Regions from separate parts of the Homo sapiens genome. Here region 2 is linked to region 1. Evidence: chromatin contacts called from ENCODE Hi-C or POLR2A ChIA-PET data. All regions are on one chromosome and are shown on one strand. The core of a region is the stretch at or near the end of the contact, and the rest is flanking DNA. Distances in the headings are between cores, read along the strand shown. Region 1 overlaps PTPN14 (protein tyrosine phosphatase non-receptor type 14). Region 2 overlaps PTPN14 (protein tyrosine phosphatase non-receptor type 14).

The links. Hi-C counts contacts between places; a loop is a spot of excess contacts on that map. ChIA-PET counts read pairs that join two places held with the same protein, here RNA polymerase II (POLR2A).
Region 2: a loop to region 1 is called in a map of endothelial cell of umbilical vein, with 2.3 times the contacts of the local background. The contact joins two enhancer-like sites. A Hi-C loop is called at or near these places in 3 of 168 maps with a recorded cell type or tissue (breast epithelium, endothelial cell of umbilical vein and posterior vena cava) and 1 of 37 single-sample maps with no recorded cell type. POLR2A ChIA-PET finds 5 or more read pairs at or near these places in 6 of 52 experiments (A673, Caco-2, H1 and 3 more).

What each region holds. Positions count from the first base shown.
Region 1 is chr1:214,359,654-214,365,498 of GRCh38, reverse strand. It overlaps PTPN14 (protein tyrosine phosphatase non-receptor type 14), which reads left to right. Exons shown (of 19, transcript NM_005401.5): 18 at 824-987. Among named protein-coding and RNA genes, the nearest start is that of SMYD2, 81 kb to the right of the region's middle. Within about 2 kb of position 2,883, at least 8 of the 41 ENCODE cell types and tissues checked have a DNase peak (open chromatin) inside an H3K27ac peak, as active enhancers do.
Region 2 is chr1:214,403,092-214,408,936 of GRCh38, reverse strand. All of the region lies in intron 5 of PTPN14 (protein tyrosine phosphatase non-receptor type 14), which reads left to right. Among named protein-coding and RNA genes, the nearest start is that of SMYD2, 120 kb to the right of the region's middle. Within about 2 kb of position 4,581, at least 5 of the 41 ENCODE cell types and tissues checked have a DNase peak (open chromatin) inside an H3K27ac peak, as active enhancers do.

The DNA of each region.
Region 1 (5,845 bases), core at 1,634-4,133:
ATTACATTTTGGGGGTTTTTGGAGTGTCTGAGGATTACATTTCCATACTTTTCTCTTTTGTCATGGTTGTGAAAAAGTCATTAAGGCTTGGAATCCTGTGATTTTTCTTTTGTGCCTAATTGGAGTCATGAACGCACCCCTCCCTGCACAGCCCTGCTGAGCCAAGCAGATGCTAGAAGGCATGGGGGGTATCATGACCCCCTCCACCTCACACACATGTTGCCTCCAGAATGGGGGTTCATCTTGGGCTACTCACATAGCCCCGTGGAATCCATGCTGAAAAGCAGACTCCCCAAAGTCTACTTTAAAACCCAAAAATGAAGTCAAGCCTCAGTTGACATTCACTCATCAGTGAGGGGAAGGAAGAAGGGGCAGATGGATGCTCTCTCCCCACCAGAAATTGGCTCTGACAGGCGGGCGTTTCAAGGGGACTTAGCAGTTGTTCTGATCCCAGTCTGTTAATAGCAGGAATTGCTGTAAGTAATGTCTAGAATCATCTGCTTGAGGGACTTAGGGATTTGCAGAGGGGAAAACAGAATTTAATTTTTAAAAAAGTACTATTTAATTTAAAGAACAAATTCTCCCACGAACTAATTGACTCCCAGCTGGTCCTGTCTGGATCCAGGACTGTACATTGGGTACCAGCCAAATAATTAGTGTCTTGTAAGAACTATAAATTATTGTCACTTAAAACACACACACACACACACACACACACACACACACACACACTCACCATCAGTTCTCTTCCGCTCCCCCCTCCCCAACTTACATGCGAAGCCATGGAGGACTTTGGTGACAGAATTTGCATTTTGTCCTGCAGCCTACTTGGAGGAGATCCAGTCGGTCCGTCGCCATACCAACAGCATGCTGGAAGGCACCAAGAACCGGCACCCGCCCATCGTGGTCCACTGTAGTGCTGGGGTGGGAAGGACCGGCGTGCTCATTCTTTCTGAGCTGATGATCTACTGCTTGGAACATAACGAAGTGAGTCATTCTGGGCTTCTCTCCGGATACTCCACCTTGGGGACAAGTCTACACCCTGGCCAAACCTTTGCCTGCACCCTTGCATTTTCAGTGGTTAATTTCCTGTCTCCCAACCAGAGTTTTCCAGGCTCCTGGTTCCTAGTTTGACTCTGACATTTACAGCCCTCCTTATCTTTTTGCCCTCCCACTGCTCCGTGTAGATACCCAGATAAAACAGGAGAAATGAGGGTGTGCAATAGAAAACACTTAGAAAATGTGATCTTAGGCGGCATCTACTTCCAGAAGTCTTTGGCATTTTGTAGATAGCCTGGTTTTATTGTGGGTAATTTTCCATGGTGAGTTATTTGACCCCATATAGTTTCGATGCATCTTGCATTTCTAGGATGTGTTCTGGCCTAAATGCTAGGTGAAAATGTGTCTACTTGGAAAATGTTTTTCATTCTTCAGAGTGAGGTTTGAGGGGTTGTTTGCTTGTCTAGTCTGGTTGTTGCGTGGTGTAGCGGAGCAGAGTAGATACTTTGAGCACGCAAACATCCCCGTCTTTGCATCAGCGGGTCACCCTACCCCTTCTCCCTGCAGAAGTGGGGTGCTGCTGAGCCTGTGCACACAAGGTGCGTGGCATTCCTTTGCTGCTGTAGGATTAGGGAGTTACACTGAGAGACTTTCAATTTTGTGTAGGTGAGACAAACAGCAGTCAAAAGCTAAGGAATAGTTCTACCTTCTAGCTACGTGGGACATTAGAAGTTTTAAGGGGCTTTTGCCTGCCATATCAGCCAAGTAGAGGAGCCATGAACATGTCACTCTTCCTATTTCACAGAAGAGGAAACTGAGGCCCAGAAATAATTACATGATTTGTCTAGTGCCATGTGGCTCTTACGCAGTGGTACTGAAGCCAGAAGCAAGGTCTGTGTCTGGGTCCAGAGTTATTTCCTGTCTTCACTCTGCCTCCAAACGCTGAGTAAGATTTGGTTCTTACTCAGTTTTCAAATTATATGGCTTGAAAAATTAAAGGAAACTTGTGGTTTGGTAGTTTTTAAATTACAGAATGATTTGTTGCAACTCTGTGGAGGAATTTATATGATAATATACCTATTTATTCAATAGCATGAATCGTTTGAAAATCAGATTAAATATTGCTACATGAAGTTTGTCATATTGAATCATCCAGGAAAACAACGAATGCTAAGCTTAGACATTAAACTCTCTGCCCATGAAAAGATAATTTTGAGAATCTTCCAGTCTGTCCATGGGAATGAATGTTTGTGCTGCTAAAAATTGGAAAAGGGGCAATCCCAACTGTAGCCCAATGTTAGAAAAACATAAAACAAAGCTTGAGCGAAATGTTCATCATGGAATCAGTTGAGACTACATAACAGAAATGTCATTGCCCTCTGAGTTTTTACCATTTTGCCCCACATAGGATTTTTTTATTGTTTGCCTCTCTATTCCCATCACTACTAGAGGTCTCTAGAAATCTCTAGAACAATGAGTAACCTGCCACTGAGTCTCAATCCATCCATTGCTAGGAAGACAAAATAAGATGAGGTAGAATCAGTGTGTGCATGGCTTGAGGGCCTCATCATCACCTTCCCCACCTAATCGTCCTTTCCTTCCCTTCATATCACTTTTGTCACCAAATTCCCCCCTTGTTTTCTTTTCTTTTTTTCTTTTTTTTGAGACAGGGTTTTGCTATGTTGCCCAGGCTGGCCTCAAACTCCTAGGCTCAAGTAGTCCTTCCACCTCGGTCTCCTGAGTTGATGGGATTACAGGCGTAAGCCTGGCCACTCCACTTCTTTCCCCATTCCCTGTGCTCCGCTCCCTACTTCCCCTTTTCAACTCAAGAAGCCATTCTGTCTTGTCTGACACGAAAGACTATTCTGTTCTGAGCTCTTTGGAGACCCATCAAAGGCTGAGCCTCAGTGAGGCAATGACATGGGGGCTCACTGAACACCAGATGTTACTGGTCTGGCAGAGCACAGACAAGCATATCAAATCCGGAACAGTTTGGAGTAAGGGATTCGGCCAGTGTGGCCTCCTGTGGACTTGGTGAAGGCTCAGGGTGGTTAAATGCTCTATGGTGTGTCCAAACATAGCGGATTTCCTCAGTGCCCAACTGCATGCCAGAACATTCTTTGCTGGGACGTGGTCAACCCAAAAAGAACTTCTGTTCCCATTGATATTCAAAGATAGCAAGATGACTCATATTTTTCACTTCTCTTCCCCTAGCACAAATATAGCCAGTCTTATCTGTCCTATTTCCCATGGTTGCTATTGGTAGATGGTTAGCGGGGAGAAATGCTCTCCTTTTGTTCTGGTACTGTTCAGGCCTGGCTAGTAAGATCCAAGCCCCTATTTCAGGAGAAGAGTAGACCATGTTTAGTTTATTTTGTGTTTCAAGCAAAGATTTTAACAAATATATATTAAATTGTGGGACCATTTTTCTCCTGTCCAAACTCCCCTGCCTTCTTTCCACAGCTTCTGGATTTAGCATACTTTATATTTTAGTCTGTAATTCATGCAGTTTTAATTCTGTCAATGAAATGGCCTTTCTTTTTCCTGGACTTGTCCCTCTCAGTCTCATTCTAAACACAGAAAAGTTGAGCAGAAACAATGAAACACAGACACTTACAATGAGGTTGGTAGCTGTGCAGTGGGGAGTGGGGACAGCTGTCCCAGGCTGCTCTGGGAAGCCTCCCTGTGGCCCAGTGCTTTTGGTCACTGAGTGTTAGCTGAGACTTTTTAAGGTGCATAGAGTTTTTCAGAAAGCACTCGTTTTATGGTCTGCAGGACACTCAGTCCCTTGGATGTAGCTGTCTGTTCCAGCTACAGCTAATTACAAAAGGTCAGGATCTCAGTAGCCAAAGGGCAGATGTCTTGATCTTGCTGCTTTTCTGAGTAAGTTATACCTCCTTCATAAAGTGAGGAGGAGAAAATGTCTTCTAGACAAGATTGAGCAATTGTCAACTGCTTTGTGCTTCCTTGGCTTGGGGGCAGTTAAGAGCAGAGCCTGTGGGAGTGAATGAATCTTTAAGCCAGCTGGGACCCTTTCATTGAAGACCAGGAGAACTTTCTTTGTCATATCCCCAGACTTGAACATATCAGACAATATACTGTCATTTAGGCTCAGTCCTACAGGTAATTGAGATGGGGATGATGGTAGAGGAGGAGGAGGAGGATGTGGTGGTGGAGGAGGTGGTGATGGTGACAACATTGAAAATAATATCGTAACAGCTAACTTGTGTCTAGTGTTTACCATGTATACGCACTATTCTAAGAGCCTGATAGTATTAACACAAGTAGCCTTTGCAGTGACACTGTGAGCTAAGTCCTGTTAGTATCTGTGTTAGTCCATTCTCACACTGCTATAAAGAACTACCTGAGACTGGGTAATTTATGAAGGAAAGAGGTTTAGTTGACTCATAATTCTGCAGGCTGTACAGGAAGCATGGCTGGGAGGCCTCAGGAAACTTACAATCATGGTGGAAGGATAAAGGGGAATTAAGCACGTCTTCACATGGCAGCAGGAGAGAGAGAGAGCAAAGGGGGAAGTGCAACATACTTTTAAACAACCGGATCTCATGAGAATTCACTGTCACAAGAACAGCAAGAGGGAAATCTGCCCCCATGTTCCAATCACCTCCCACCAGGTCCCTCCCCCAACACTGGGGATTTCCAGTCAACATGAGATTTGGGTGGAGACACAGAGCCAAGACCATATCAGTATCCTCACATAACAGAAGAGAAACTGAGTCATAAGTAAATGAAGTAATGTGCCCACTTCCCACAGTCAAGAAGTGGTAGAGCTGAGATTCAGCAGATGAAGCCTTACTCAGAGCCTGTGCTCTGAACACCAGTGTGATCCTGCCTCCTGGCTAAAACCTTTGGTGGGTAGGGGAGGGAACAGCCTTATTCTCTCTATTCTTTTATCTTCAGTGCCCAACCGCAGAGTAATCCTCATCAAACATGAAATTAAGTTCATTATTAGGTGGCTCTAGGTCACATCTTATACTGGTCACTTTGCAATATAATTTAGGCAGAGACCTACTTGTTACTGTCAGAAGCTTATAACCTAGGCTCTGTATTTTGATTCATAGTTCGAAGATTCACATGCCTTTTTTTTCTTTTCTTATTAGGCAGGGACTTGACTTTGTCCCTTTGCACCACTGTGATTGCACCACTGCACTCTAGCCCAGGCAACGTCGCAAGTTTGTGATATGCATTCCTTAGTTGGTGTTGAACAAGAGTGACTGATGGCACGTGTCATGTCATACCTATACACGGCTTGGAAATAGCTTAAATTATTTTTTAAGGTTCAAAGGTTACAAAGTCAGGCATACAGCTGAGTTTTTATTATTTTCTTTTAAACACTTGCTTAGCCCTTGAAAACTTCCTGGGTGCCATCATTTGCCCTGGGTTAAGAGCTCCCAGAGCAGAGTGAATGTGCTGAGGCCACCATGGCCTCCACAGCTCAGGGGTGCTCCAGCCGTATGTGTCCTGGCTAGTCCAGGAGGATGGACATGGTGAAGGTGAGGGGAGAGGACACTGTGACAGCCTCTGATCTGCTCAAGTACCCATGACACTGAATTAATTTCCTTTCATTAATGATAGTATATATCATCGTATATATTCTCAAAGAATTCACACATAGGCAATCTCATTTAATACTCAAAATGTTCTCATTTAAGACTCAAGGCTAGGCACAGTGGCTCATGCCCATAATGCTAAGACTTTTAGAGGCCAAGGCTGGAGGATTACTTGAGCTCAGGAGTTTGAGACCAGCCTGGGCAACAGAGTAAGACCTCGTCTCTACACAAAATTTTAAAAGTTAGCCGGGTGTGGTGGTGTGCATCTGTAGTTC
Region 2 (5,845 bases), core at 3,332-5,831, 42 kb before region 1:
TTTCCCTGCTTTGCTTCCCTCTCTCTCATTTACTCTCTACCCTCTGGCACGCTGGCTCTTTTTTTTTCTGAACGTACTGAGCTTCTCCTCACCCCAGAGCCTTTGTAGGTGGGTTTCCTCTGCCTGGAATGTCCTGCTCCAGATCTTTATGACATTCAGGTCTCAATTCAAATATTACTTCCCAGAGAGCTCTTCCTTTCCTTAACCACCTGTCTCATACACCCTCACCATCCTTCCTGTTAAATCAGTTTTCGTATGTGTAGTTCTGTATCTGGCGTTATTCATTCTTATGTATGTACATATGTATGTATTTATTATTGTCAGCTAGATGGTCAGTTCTATGGTCTTTAAACAGGGACCCTGTCTTCTTCACTGTCATCTGGCACACAGCCTGTGCTCACAAACATTTTAGAATGAATCAATAGAGTAAAATGCCCATTCCTGGGTTGAAGTAAAGATAAGACTAGGTTTTAACCCCTGGGGAATTTTTGTTGGTTGGTTTGTTGGTTGGTTGGTGGGTAGCTTCAGAGTAAAAGAGAAGAGTGTTAATGAGGAGGGATTAAAAAATTTTGAAAGCCATTTTAGGGAACAGCTCTAACCAATCAACATTCTGGCTCTGGTTTCAGAAATCATGATCATTCACTACTTATTTTTTCCGTCAACTCTTTCACCCCAAGCACTGACCTGGGGGACTAACACCCAGGGGATGAAATTATATAAGAAATGGTGCTTGTTTTCAAGGAGACTACAGTGTGGTTGGTTAAATAGGAAGTTTGCAAAATCAGAATAAAAAGCCAAGTGTGATAAAGTGTGATCAAAATTTTATATGGGGAGAGGTCACATGCCCTTGGGGGATTAGGGAAGGCTGAAAGACTAATGGCATGTGTGCTGTTAGGCAAAAAGATAGGGAGCAAGGAATGATTTAGACAGAGAGAGAAGGAGCAGAGGCAGTGTGGCCTGGGTGTTCAGAAAGCATCCACTGGCTGGTTTGACTGTAGCTACGGGTGGAGAGTTGTGGCAGATGAGACTGGAAACTTCTGAGGAGTTAGAATGCATGGGCTCCTTTGAGTTCTGCAGACCCCACACTTTGAGAACTGCTGGATTCAAGCTGGTCAGCTGGGAATCTTGTTGTGTTCTGGGCAAAGGATATAATTTAGGTGTTAGTGAAAGAAAAACAAGAAAGCAAAGCAAGGGATATTTTGAAGTAAAATAGGCAAAATCTGGCAACTTATCAGTGATGGCATATGGGAGAAAGTAGAGTGTCTGGTGACAAAGGTTTTAGGTTTTGAGAGACTGGGATAGGTAAGTCTGGAATTATCCATATTAGTGCATGAGGTCAGTCTAAATTGGTCCAAAGCTAATCTTGGTCTTAATGGTTAGGGAATATTGCACATCTCTAACTTTTCATGAATAACTCCATTCATTCTTTTTTTTTTTTTTTGAGACAGAGTTTCACTCTTGTTGCCAGGCTGGAGTGCAATGGCACCATCTCAGCTCACTACAACCTCAGCCTCCTGAGTAGCTGGGATTACAGATGCCCACCACCATGCCCAGCTAATTTTTTGTATTTTTAGTAGAGACGGGGGGTTTCACCATGTTGGCCAGACTGGTCTTGAACTCCTAACCTCAGGTGATCCACCCGCCTCAGCCTCCCAAAGTGCTGGGATTACAGGCGTGAGCCACTGTGTCCAGCCTCCATTCTTATTTTATTTCCCTCCAAGTAAACAGTGGTATTATCTGCTGTGCCTGCTGTTTTCATACCTTATTAATTCTACTCATTAAATGAAACTCCAGAGATTAACATATTACTTAACAGAGCAGTTCTTCTTAGGGCTTAATGTCAATATGCTTGAGTCAACATTTCTAATGTCTCAGAAGCTCATCCCAAAAGTCAGGGTGTTTCCCAGCGTGCTTGGTGGGAGGGAAGTGAGGCTCAAACCTTAGAATTTTAGAGTGTGTACATGTTTGTGTCAAATGGGGTAGTTGGTATTGGAGGGTTGATAATTTCCTATTTCTTATTCGCCTTACTCTCATTAAAGGCCTTTATTACGTTGCCTTTAGGAAGAGATCAGGTTTGGGTGCTTCTCAGAGTTTTCAAAGGTGATTACCAGCATGATATTTATGAGTTTGTAAATGGTAAAATGCTCTGACAGGTTAAAGTGCTATGAAGTAGTAAAGGAGTTATTTCGTGCATCATACCTCTTTCAGAATGAGACTGTGTTTCCACTAAACTCTAGGCAAATCAGATATGTAAACAGCATAAACTTCATAAATCTCATCATTGGACAGACAGATATTGACATTGTTATTCTTGGATCTAAAATGGCTCTCTTCAGGGTGGTAGCTGCTAGCCATGTGTGGATATTTATATTCAAATTTAAATTAATGCAAGTTAAATAAAATTAAAAATTTAGTTGCTAGATTGCATTGGCTACTTTTTTTTTTCTTTTTTTTTTTTCAGACAATCTCGCTCTGTCACCCAGGCTGGAGTGCGGTGGCGCAATCTCAGCTCACTGCAACCTCCGCCTCCTGGGTTCAAGCGATTCTCCTGCCTCAGCTTCCTAAGTCCCTCCTGTGACAACAGGCATGTGCCACCATGCCTGGCTAATTTTTGTATTTTTAGTAGAGATGGAGTTTCACCATGTTGGCTAGGCTGGTCTCAAACTCTTGGCCTCAAGTGATCTTCCCTCCTTGGCCTCCCAAAGTGCCGGTATTACAGGCTGAGCCACTGCAACGGCCTTGGCTACATTTTTAGTGCACCATAGCCGCATGTGTCTAGAGGCTACTGTATTGGAAAGCTCAGATATGGAACACTTTCGTCATCCCAAAAAGTCCTGTGGGATGCTGAAGATGATGTGGCAGAAGCCTTATCCGAGTTGTGAATATTCCTAGGCTTTAGTTATCAGCTGTCCACTTTCAGCCCCTGCCCCTGCCCCATTGTATCCTGGGTGCACTGTGACCTGTGGTTGGCAATCTCGTGGCACCTTTGCTAGGCAGTGCTGTGACCCTATCCCAGCTGTGCCTCTTATTGGCTATATGACTTTGGGCAAGTTTTTTAACCTTTCCAACCCTCAGTTTTCTCATCTAAAAATGAGAATAACAAGCCTAATTTCGTTGTAAGCATTAAAAGACATAATACATTGTGAAATACCTAGTATGAAATACATAATACAAGTTGCCACATGGTAAATTCTCAATAACTGTTTATTTAGTTGTCATATTATTATTGTTATTAGCACTATTATTCTGTCTCTATGTCTTGCAAATATAAGACCGTTGAAGAGTGTGTTTTCCAGGTAACATCACTCTATGCTTTTTTTTTTTTTTGGATTTTGTTATGTGAGCAGACAGAGTGCAGGCAGAAGGTACAAGTGATTGTTAATCAGCTCTGTGTAATTAAACTTTTGTTTGACAATATGAAATTTACATGTCGCATAGTGAGTTCAGTTCAAGAAGCATGTATTGATCACTTACTATATATTTAGCCCTTATAAGCTGTCATTGCACAAAAGCCCTATGATAGGCCCCTTAAGTGATATGAAGAAGAATTGCTGCCCTCGAGGAGCCTGTACTCTGATAGAGGGTGGGAGACAAGGATCAAGGATAAGACGAGTATACACATAACTGTGTAAGAAATGCAGTAGGCAGAATACGAGAAGAGACACGCACAAGGGGAAGAGGTAGTTCAAAAGGCGAAAATGCTTACGTCCAGCTGGGGAGAGAGGAGAGCCCTATTGAGGGAAGTGGTAGCTGAGACAGGACGTAAGGATGATGTGGCATTTCACACTGCATGACGTTATGGGATGGTTCTCCCAGAGGGGATGGGCATGTAAAGGCCCATCCTTTCCGAATGGAAATGTAAAAGCAGTGTGTGTTAGAAGAGGTGTCGGCCTGGGGCTTGACCTCTTGGGCAAGGAGGTCTGGAAGGGGAAGCTGAGTCACATTGAAGAATGGTCTGCATGCCAGGCCCAGGTGTTGACCTTGCTGAGTAGGCCGGGGGTAGTCTTAGAAGGGTGTAAACTTTTTCCTTGGTTCCACTGGAGCTTTCAAAGAGAATGCATTCCTTTGGTGGGGGAGGGAAGATAGGATGAATGGCTGTGTTTGATCTTATGAAGTAATTGAATTTGTTAAATGGCATTTCTTCAGCAGAGAAAAGAACAAAGTCAAGTACACAAGGCGCTCCACAGGTGTGTGGCTGTGTACAGGCATGCATTCTGCCATTTTTCATTCCCACAGGGCCATGCTCGCACTCTCCCTGGCAGGGCACATACCTCAGGGAGGCCCCAGGTGCAGATGGAGGCGGTTAAGTTGAGAACAATAGCAGAGGGGGTACCTTTGGGCTTCTTTTTAAAAGTAGGAAACGGAGATTTAATGGAACACTTTTTGATCTTCACTTTATTTTATATTCTGTTGCCACATGCCCTTCATTAGCTTTTCAAAATTAATGGGGTTTTTACTCAATACCTGGATGCACATACATAGCTAACTTTCTAAGCCTTGTGATATCTTTGTTACTCCACAACATGAAACTAAAAATGTTGAGCTTATTTCCTATCACGGACTTGAGTCATTTCAATGGATGGCTAAACAGGAAACCGCAAATTAATCAGTTATGTGAAAAGTAAGAGCTGCCATAATTCCCCGTCTGCTCTAAAGTCTCTCGTGAACTCTAGAATTAGCAGGATGTGCAGAGCTATAGAATTTTTAGCATACATTTATGTCTGTGCTTTCCAGTTTTAAAATATATTGATTTTTCAGATTTTAATGATTTGAGATGGGATGTTTTTCACAGTTTTGAGGTGTACATTTTTAGGGGTAGTGTTTTCATCCATGTAAAGTTAAGTTGGAGATGAATCTTTATATAAGTGGTATTTTAGAATCAAAGGAATGGGGCGTTTGGTATGATTTCTGCCAAAACATCAGTCCCTACCTCCCATCCTAGTAGGATGAGCTTCAGGTACCCATCAGGGTGTAGCTCAGAGTTCCTTCTGACATCTGCTCTGGAGGTCACAGGAAAATGGTGCCCATCTGTGACCCTCTTGGTGCTTACTAGCCTGGAATATGTGGGACCTGCTGCCCAGGAAAGCTAGAGGCAGCTGGCTTGGGGCTTGAGCCCCAGGCCACCACAGGCATGAGACAAACTCTAGAATCTCTACCTCTATCAATTTCTCAAGAATGCATTGCTTCGGTCTGCTTATTTTGGATTATTCCTCTTGATTCCATCTCACCATCCTAAGCAGTGCTTCCCTGGCCAGTGTTTAGCAAGCCTATTTCTGTGATGTAAATCCTCCCACTGTGGTGTTACGGAAGGGTAGTTGGGAAAAGATGTGTGTAATCAGTTCTTCTGAGCCCATAGTAGTCAGCACATCACAGGTTCCAGGGGCCTGGGGTTCAGCTGGTAGAGATGCTGACTAGTCAGCTACGCAACTGTTGCCTTACAGAGCTCTCTGGAGATGTTTTAGCCGTCATGGCTTCCTCTGCCCCCGTGACCATCAAGTAACATCAGAATGAGCCTACTCTGCCTTCAGTGGTTTTGAATTCGTTTCCTGGTATACAGAAAGGCCTGGCACAGTCCCTTCCTAGGCTCAACTTTTGAAGGGATGATGGCCTGGAAACTCATTGGCCTATACCCCAATCATTAGAAATATGTAAGCACACGCAAAGCATTTTTTATAAACGTACATCTGAGAGGCAGGCGGATAGGGAAGAATGAATGAAAAGAGCTATTCCCTGGCACCACAGAACTTACGCGGCAACCCAAAATATGCCTGGAAATAACCTGTTATAATGGAGAGCCGTGTTATAACAGTAGAAATCATAACTCAGTTCTAAAAATTACAACCTT